2 separate regions of the Homo sapiens genome follow, and region 1 is linked to region 2. Evidence: read pairs that join two places in POLR2A ChIA-PET (ENCODE). Cell type or tissue: Panc1. All regions are shown on one strand. Links, peaks and the distances in the headings refer to the core of each region. The heading gives the core; the rest is flanking DNA.

Region 1 (4,399 bases), core at 70-4,069, 120 kb after region 2:
CACAAATGAAGGCCTAATTCTTAGCATACTGGCACAATGAATACTTTTAACATCCCCAGTTATATTAATATTAGTGTTCTCCTTCTGTACTGCAAACAGTCTACAAATAGAGTGTTAAATCAGCAGATTCTTCATGCTTAATATGCTGTAATTTTCCATAGGACTAGTCAATATAAATGTATACTTTAAAATATACACATTTGTGAATGTCCACAAAATACATATACTTGTTTTTGCTTTTTATATTATGCTAAATATAGTATATATGTATTAATACATGCATCCTGATTTGTATATTTTGAAACATATTTACATTATTAGAAATAATGCATTCTCTATGGAAATACATCAAATGAACTTTTTTAGAGCATCTAATTTGTATAAATCTTTACACATGTATACATAAGTATATTAAGCAAAACGATTACTAAAGAGAATAAATAAAAAGAAATTACACCTAGACATATTATCATAAAATTGCAGAACATCAAAGACAAAGAGAAGACTTTACAAGAGAAAAAAGAGAATCTAACAAAGAAATAACAATTAGGCTGAAAACAGACTTCAACGGAAACAATAGAGGCCAATGGTTTGTGGAAATATCTTTAAAGTGCTGAGAGAAAATACATCAGTCTAGACTTAAAACAAGAACAAGAGAAAAATAATGACCTGTGTAGAAAGATAAAAACTGAGAGGATTTATTACCAGCAGGATTTTGCCCACTGGAGCTTCTAAAGGAATACTTTAAGGACAATACTTCTAGAAAGCAGGTCTGAGTTGTAAGAAGGAAAAGGAAGCAAATAAATTGGTAAAATAGTGGCAAACCTAAACAATCAATAATACAATAATAAAGTCTAGGGTTTTAAAAGGGCAGCATGTAAAGTAGGAGAGAAGCAACTGGAGTTGTATTTGAAGATCCTCATGGTATTTGGGAGGCATTTAATATCAGGTTTAGACTGCTGGGTATGCATGGACAATTTCAAAGGTACCCATAAACTAATAAAAACAGTGTACAATTTCTACGTTTAGAAAAACATTAGCTGCTGTTACAAACCCCCAGATTTCAGTGGCTTAACACATCATTCTCATAACAGTCTAATGTTTGGTTGGCAGGTGGTTTTCCTCTACACAGACGTTCAAAGACTCGGGTTCTTACCATCTTGTGGCTTCACCAACCATTAGGGTCTTATAATCTTGTGCATCCAGAGAGCAGAAGTGAAAAGGGGCATGGATGAGGTCCAAGCACTCCCTAAAAGCCTTGGCCCCAACATGGTAAAAGTCACTTCTGTTCACATCCCACTGGTTAGATCTCAGTCACACAGTATGTATAACAGCAAATGGTCCTGGAAAATGTGGCTTAGTGAATGCGCAAAAAAAAAAAAATAAATAAATAACAGAGGAGACTAATACATTTTTGAGAGCAGCTAGGAGGTTCTGTCACAGCTTCCAATCCACTGGGAATAAGAAAACAAACAAAATTCAAACAATTTAAAAAGAAAGACAATAAAAGAGAAAGCGAAATGGATAAAAAGGTGTGACAAATATAAATAAAATATTAAGGTAAGGTGACAGTAACAACATCAAACATTCAGCAAGCACGACACATGTAAATTAATCTACCAGTTAAAAATTAGATATTATAATGTATTTTAAAACAATAACAAAATGAAGCAGTATGCTCTTTATAAGAGGCACACCTAAAACATAAAGACATAAAAGATCGACATCATGAGAAAATATTCCAGGCAAATATGAACCTAAATAAAGTTATGTACTACATCAGTATCATTTTAAAATGGACTCCATCCAAAAAAAAGGAATAAAGAGAGTACCTACACAACGGTAAATTTAACAGGAAAGTATACTAATTCCATATATTTAAATATCTATTAAAATAGCCTCAAATATGTATAGAGCAATATTTAATAAAAACACAGAAGAAATTAATGAACCCATCATATAGTCAGAGATTCTAAAATATGTTTGATGCAGAGGACATGTGTAGTAATGCCAAATAAAAGTACACACTGTTTTCACATACATATTTCCAAAACCTGTTTATATGTTAAGCCACAAAACCAGTCTCAATGGAGTTCCAACAATAGGTATTATATAGACCATGCCCGTTAATCACAATGCAATTAAGTTAAAAATCAATTATATAAAAATAAAATCTCCACAGTTAGAAAATTTTAAAGCATTTCTAAATAACCCATGAGTCAAAGTAAACACTAGAAAATAAATATTTACTTCAGAAAAAAGAAGTATTTACTTCAGTAAGAATGAACCACAGCTCACAACAGGGATGAATCAGAAACATAATGTGAGGAAAAAAACAAGTTTCATAACTTACATATACCTTACATAATCTTTCATATGTATCATATGTATTACTATGTGATACACTGGCACATATATTTGTGAACAGTTCAACTACGTGCTCCCTTTACCATTTAAAAATCTTTCTACTTAACAGAAAGTTCCACGGCTATTCACTCTTCTCTTCCCAATCACAGATTAGGAAGATACTTTAGATACCAGAGTAGTCTGGTGAGACAGGTATATCAGATTCCAGAATAATTAGTCCATCCCAACTGAGATGAGTAAACTGGTAAGTTTCTAGAGCTTAATGGGTCAGAACAGCTATGAGGTCCCTGTCTAGAATACTTGGCCCTTTCAAAGTAAAATGACAGCAGTAAGAGAACAGAAGTCTTCAGTGTGCTCTCGAGCCAGTCAGACACAATGTCAGTTAAATAAATTTTAAAAACACAACAGGATTCCAAATATAAAGAAATTAAGATGGCAAACAATAATACAGTATTGTCACCATTTCTGATTACTGGCAATTTGAAAAAAACCTTTTCTATGATAAAATTTAAAATATACGATCAATATTTTTAAAATTAACATCTTTAAAAGGATTAAATTTAGTGAAAAGTAGCAGGAACAATGAAATTTGGAATTAAAGTTTCTATCAGAAAAACACCACGGCCTCTCCATCTACTGCCAGAGCTGGCTTTAACAATTGACGAATACTTATTCTGCAGGGAATTTGTTGATGCAAAACCAGGAAACAATTTATCTCCACTGGGAATACTTTGAAGAAGGGATTAGAGCGGGGCTAGGGCAGGGAGGATCTGTAAAAAACAATATTTGCCAAACTAAAAACACATAGGCACACATGGGAATTATTTTACTTTCAACAAGTTCTGAAAGTAGTAACAAAACCAGGGAGAGTTAAAAGAATAATTTAACACTGATGTTTCAGGAATGCTAAAGGAGACCAGGCATTTAGACTTCATGTTGCTAAGTGTGTTCATCTCAAATCTAAAAGCCACTTTCATAACAACAACTTTGCTATTCCTTAGCATTTTGTCTCTTTAGGCAGCTTATTTCCCAGTCAAAGTTATAATTTTGTATTCATAATACCATAATCATTTCCATGGTAACTTCCTGTGAAGTCACAGAGAAAACACTATTGACTTCTCCTGAGGCTCTGATTTCCCAGTTGAAATCATATGTTGATTTTATTTTTTCCAATGTAAGTCAAAGATTTACTATTAAAAATCCTGGGGATGAGGTCTTAACACAGAAAACCCATCTGTCGTCGCTACAGAGGCAAGTAGAGAAACCTAGTAGCACAGGATACTTGGTCCAAACTGCAAGGACCTGTACCAGGAGTCAGTGAACTTGGGTTCACACCCCAGCTCTGACAGCTATGAGAGAGGAGTCTTTGGACACAGTATCTAATGTTCTCAAGTTTCCCTTTACCCATCTGCAAAATGAAAAAGTATCTCATAATGTTGTGAGAATTAAATGAGAGACAATGCTGTCAGCTTAAAAAAAAAAAATCTCACTCCCCCAAATTTACAGTTATCTCTGACCTCAGGATATAGATACTGAGTTGCAATGGAAGTACTTATTCAGCAAATATTTATTAAGGGCCTACTTCGTGTTCTTGGTGCCGGGAAGACAAGGAATAGTGTTAGTGCTTTGGCCCTAACATAAACTGTTTCTTTATCCTGATGCTTCAGTTTAATGTTTACCTCCCTCCGTAGGAGGCTAGTTCTTGGTATGAGGTCAACCTTGACTCTCAGCCCTCTCTATTTTTCTCTTGTGCCCACATATCAAGGCAAATAGAGTACAAATTTTAAAGCCTCAAACAGTGAGCCTCTGTGGATGAGAAATGAAGTCCAGGCTGGGCAGCACTGTTTCAATTTACCATCTCATCTGAAGGAGGGGATGTGGTTCCTTTTAAAGGACAATGTATAATGAATAAAAACCTTCAGCTTACAGCTAGCTTATAATTAGTATTTGGGTTAATAACACAGTGACAATTGTCTGAACCTCTGAAAACACAAGGGTAGTAAATACCTACCTTCAGAAACCAAAGCATCAG
Region 2 (4,399 bases), core at 76-4,075:
GTTTTGTTTGTTTTGAGACGGAGTCTCGGTCTGTCTCCCAGGCTGGAATGCAGTGGCACGATCTTGGCTCACTGCAAGCTCCGCCTCCCGGGTTCACGCCATTCTCCTGCCTCAACCTCCTGAGTAGCTGGGACTACAGGCGCCCGCCACCATGCCCGGCTAATTTATTTATTTATTTTTTAGTAGAGATGGGGTGTCACCCTGTTAGCCAGGATGGTCTCGATCTCCTGACCCCGTGATCCCCCCGCCTCGGCCTTTTTTTTTTTTTAGTAGAGATGGGGTTTTGACATGTTGGCCAGGCTGGTCTCGAACTCCTGACCTCAACTGGCCCACCCGCCTTGGCTCCCAAAGTGCTAGGATTACAGGCCTGAGCCACCACACCCGGCTCACAATACCTTTTACTGTATTAGCCAAACACAAAATGGATTGTGAGAACTCACTCAATAAATCTGTAATTGGTTTTTAAATATAATAGGATAGAACACATGTATATTAATTTTAGGCAAATAAAAAGTATATTTCAGCCCTTTAAGAATGTGAATCTAGCCAGGCGCAGTGGCTTACGCCTGTAATCCCAGCACTTTGGGAGGTCGATGCGGGTGGATCATTTGAGGTCAGGAGTTCGAAACCAGCCTGGCCAACATGGTGAAACCCTGTCTCTACTAAAAATACAAAAATTAGCTGGGCGTGGTGGTACATGCCTGTAATCCCAGCTGCTTGGGAGGCTGAGGCAGGAGAATCGCTTGAACCTGGGAGGTAGAGTTGCAGTGAGTTGAGATCGCGCCACTGCACTCCAGCCTAGGTGACAGAGCGAGACTCTTTCTCAAAAAAAAAAAAAAAAAAAAAATCTGAATCTAAATGGAATAATTTGTCTTTTCCCCACACTGATTTAGCTGTGATGTCCTCTTTTATTATTCCAGAATCCTGATCATGACTTGGTTACAACTAAGACTAAAGAGATAGAAAAGGCCAAAACAAACTACAAAAACAAAAACAAAAAAAAACAATGGCCGGGAGCAGTGGCTCAAGTCTGTAATTCCAGCACTTTGGGAGGCCAAGGTGGAAGGATTGCTTGATCCCAGGGCAACATGGCAAAACCAAGTCTCTACAAAAAATTTAAAAAAAAATTAGCGGGGCATGATGGCATGTGCCTGTCATCCCAGCTACTCAGGAGGCTGAGGTGGGAGGATTGTTGAGCCCAGGAGGTCAAGGCTGCAGTGAGCTGCCTGGGCAACAGAGTGAGACTCTTTCTTTAAAAAAAAAAAAAAAAATGCTTTTCAGATGGGAATTTATGGGGAGTAGTTGAGAATACCATTTCTGGATGAGGACACTTGGACTATTCCAGCGGACATCCAGCTCCATTACCAACACCACCACTGAAGAGAGTGTTGGGGGCTGGGGAGCGGAAGAGAGGAGGGTAGGGTCGGCAGAGATGCAGACATAGGGAGACAGACAGGGAGAAGGTGAGATAAGGGAGAAATAGAAGAAATAATCCAAAACATAGGACTTTTTTTTAGAAGAAAATGTAAAAATGCATTCTCTGGCATAAGGAACAGTTTAGGATCATAGGGTAAGATTTTGATTTTAAATGTTTTGAGGCCATTTTCTTTAGGCCTAAGCCACTGGGTAGATTTAGATGGTGGGAGAGATTATTACAGCTTTCTCATGGGAAGCATTTCCTTTGCGATACCCTCTTCTTGAAAGCTTCACTCACTTCGGTTTTATTATAGGGAATGACTGATAATATGCCAATCCCACACATCTGTCTCAGTGGGTAAATAAATCACAGGAAAGAAGAATTTTGGTTTAAAGGGTAGAAATTCCAGCCCGACTTTGATTTCTGCAACCATCAGCACATCATAGGAATCCCACAATTGCTACCCCAGTAGAATGGGTAGTGCCAGCTATATATGGAGCCTGCCTTATTGCCATGGTGGCCTGTGCCACAGGGGGAGGCAGGCAGCTCACACCTCCTCAGCCCCGCAGGAGCTCAGCAATTCCTTTCCAGGAAGGAATGAAGGAAGGAAGGATCCTTCACTCCTTACCTGGGAATTGTGTCCTTGCAGGTTGCTATTTTTCATGGGCTTGGCTGCTTGAGCACCCTGGGGGCCCATATAATACATGAACCACTTTTCAGCACCATGTCTCTTAAATTATTCTCTGTGTCCATCTATATTTACTGTACAGAGATGGTTTCAACAAACAAGGTGGTCTCATTTGATATGGAGTTAAAGCCAGCAGTTGCTTTGCACAGAAGATCCACAGATTTGGTGGTGCTGTTATTTTTTAATGTTTATCTAAAACATAAAAAGGATTTTACTCATGGGATCCTCACCCACACCCCCCAGTTCTCAGTTAGAATCTGTTTTTAACAGGAGCTCTTACTAAACCTTAGTAAGAAAGGAAAAAAAGAAAGAGGAGTTACAAATTATGACTCCAGGGGCTGGCTGAATTAGCTTATATTAGAGAGTGAGCTGGCGGCAGGTATCAGTCTTTACTGTGTTTCTGCCTCTAGGGAGTTTGTTGAATGTGCTTTTGCGATGTAATTTATAAGGAAATTGGTTTTACCCAAAAGGACGTTTTTGCTTTATGTCTTGCAGCACCGTTGAGTGCTTAGAAAAAAGGAGAAGGTAATTCCATTAAGCTTTCAATTTTCACTGGCAAAAGAAATGAACTAGATGTGATTGGAAAGATAAGGCACTGGCCTTCACTTGAATGACCTTGCTACAGGGGTTGGGGAATAAGAAGCATGGCCTTTGTTCCAGAGATGTCATTTCATGTTTAATTAGAGGGCCAGAGTGCCATTTTTCTTCTTTATAAACCCCAATCTCACCCTGCTGAGAAAATATCCATTAAGTTCACAGTAGGCAGATCATCGGATCATCATCCTAACAATTTTGGGAGTCATGTGCTCATGCTGGTGACGCTTCGTGAACTAAAGAGCATGGGCAGGCCGGGTGTGGTGGCTCACGCCTGTAATCTCAGCTCTTGGGAAGCCAAGGTGGGAGGATCATCTGAGGTCTGGAGTTCAAGACCCCCCAGCTTGGGCAACATGGCAAAACCCCGTTTCTACTAAAAATACAAAAATTAGTCGGGCGTGGTGGCAGACGTCAGTAGTCCCAGCTACTCGGGAGGCTGAGGCAGGAGAATCGCTTGAACCTGGGAGGTGGAGGTTGCAGTGAGCCGAGATTATGCAGTGGCACTCCAGCCTGGGCGACAGAGCAAGCTCCCATTTCAAAAAAAAAAAAAAAAAAAAAAAGCGCGGTCAATGTTAAAATCGAGACATGCATGGAAGAGACAGGCCTGATGTTTGGGAAAGTGCAGATCGCCCTTGCATGGAAGTCAGCAGTCCATTCAGCCAAACCAAAAGGTTTCAGTAGAATTCCCCAATTCTCTTACTGAATCCACTCTCTTCATCTATTTTTTGAAGGACATAAGGCAAAAGTAACTTCAAAATTAAATAAATTGGCTGGGCGCAATGCTCACACCTGTAATCCCGGCACTTTGGGAGGCCAAGGCAGGAGAATTGCTTGAGCCCAGGAGTTTGAGACCAGCCTTGGCAACATGGCAAGACCCAGTCTCTACAAAAAGTTACCTGGGGCGTAGTGACATATGCCTGTAGTTCCAGCTACTCAGGTGGCTGAAGCAGGAAGATCGCTTGAGCCCAGGAGTTCGAGGCTGCAGTGAGCCGTGATGGTGCCACCGCACGCTAGCCTAGGCAACACAGAGAAATCCTATATCAAAAATAAGTAGGCCAGGCATGGTGGCTCACGCCCGTAATCCCAGCACTTTGGGAGGCTGAGGCGGGCAGATCACGAGGTCAGGAAATCAAGAGCATCCTGGCCAATATGGTGAAACCCCATCTCTACTAAAAGTACAAAAATTAGCTGGGTATTGTGGTGTGCGCCTGTAGTCCCAGGTACTCGGGAAGCTGAGGCAGGAGAACTACTTGAACCCGGGAGGCGGAGGTTGCAGTGAGCCAAGATTGTGCCACAGCACTCCAGCCTGGCGACAGAGCGAGACTCTGTCTTAAAGAGAAAAAATAAATAAATAAATAAAATTAAGGAAATAATCTCTGTTGCTCAAAGTTAAGATGTTTTCATGTATCTGGTAGGGTTTCTAACACAATCAAGTTCTAAACTGGTGCCTCCAAATGAGAAGCTGGATACAGTACTGCAATGCTGTGTTTTTGTTTTTCCCTTTTTGTGGGTGATCACTTAAAAATAGAGTTTCGGGAAGGCACGGTGGCTCATGCCTGTAATTCCAGCACTTTAGGAGGCCAAGGCTGGAGGATTACTTGAGGCCGGGAGTTCAAAACCAGCCTTGGTAACATAGCAAGACCCTGTCTCTATACACACACACACACATACAGTATTTTATTCTCTAAAATGGAACTGTC

The links. ChIA-PET counts read pairs that join two places held together with the same protein. Peaks named below come from ENCODE experiments on the same cell type or tissue, not always from the same donor. Only the 100,000 strongest peaks of a DNase experiment are listed, where the experiment ranks them.
Region 1: POLR2A ChIA-PET joins it to region 2 with 7 read pairs; 4 of 35 experiments call an interaction of 5 or more read pairs at or near these places.

The regions. Positions count from the first base shown.
Region 1 is chr4:169,198,247-169,202,645 of GRCh38, forward strand. All of the region lies in intron 2 of SH3RF1 (SH3 domain containing ring finger 1), which reads right to left. Among named protein-coding and RNA genes, the nearest start is that of SH3RF1, 71 kb to the right of the region's middle. In Panc1, for the core only: no CTCF peak of the experiment used is centred there; a DNase peak (open chromatin) is centred at 2,315; H3K27ac peaks cover 727 bases.
Region 2 is chr4:169,082,546-169,086,944 of GRCh38, forward strand. No RefSeq gene overlaps it. Among named protein-coding and RNA genes, the nearest start is that of CBR4-DT, 74 kb to the left of the region's middle. In Panc1, for the core only: no CTCF peak of the experiment used is centred there; no DNase peak of the experiment used is centred there.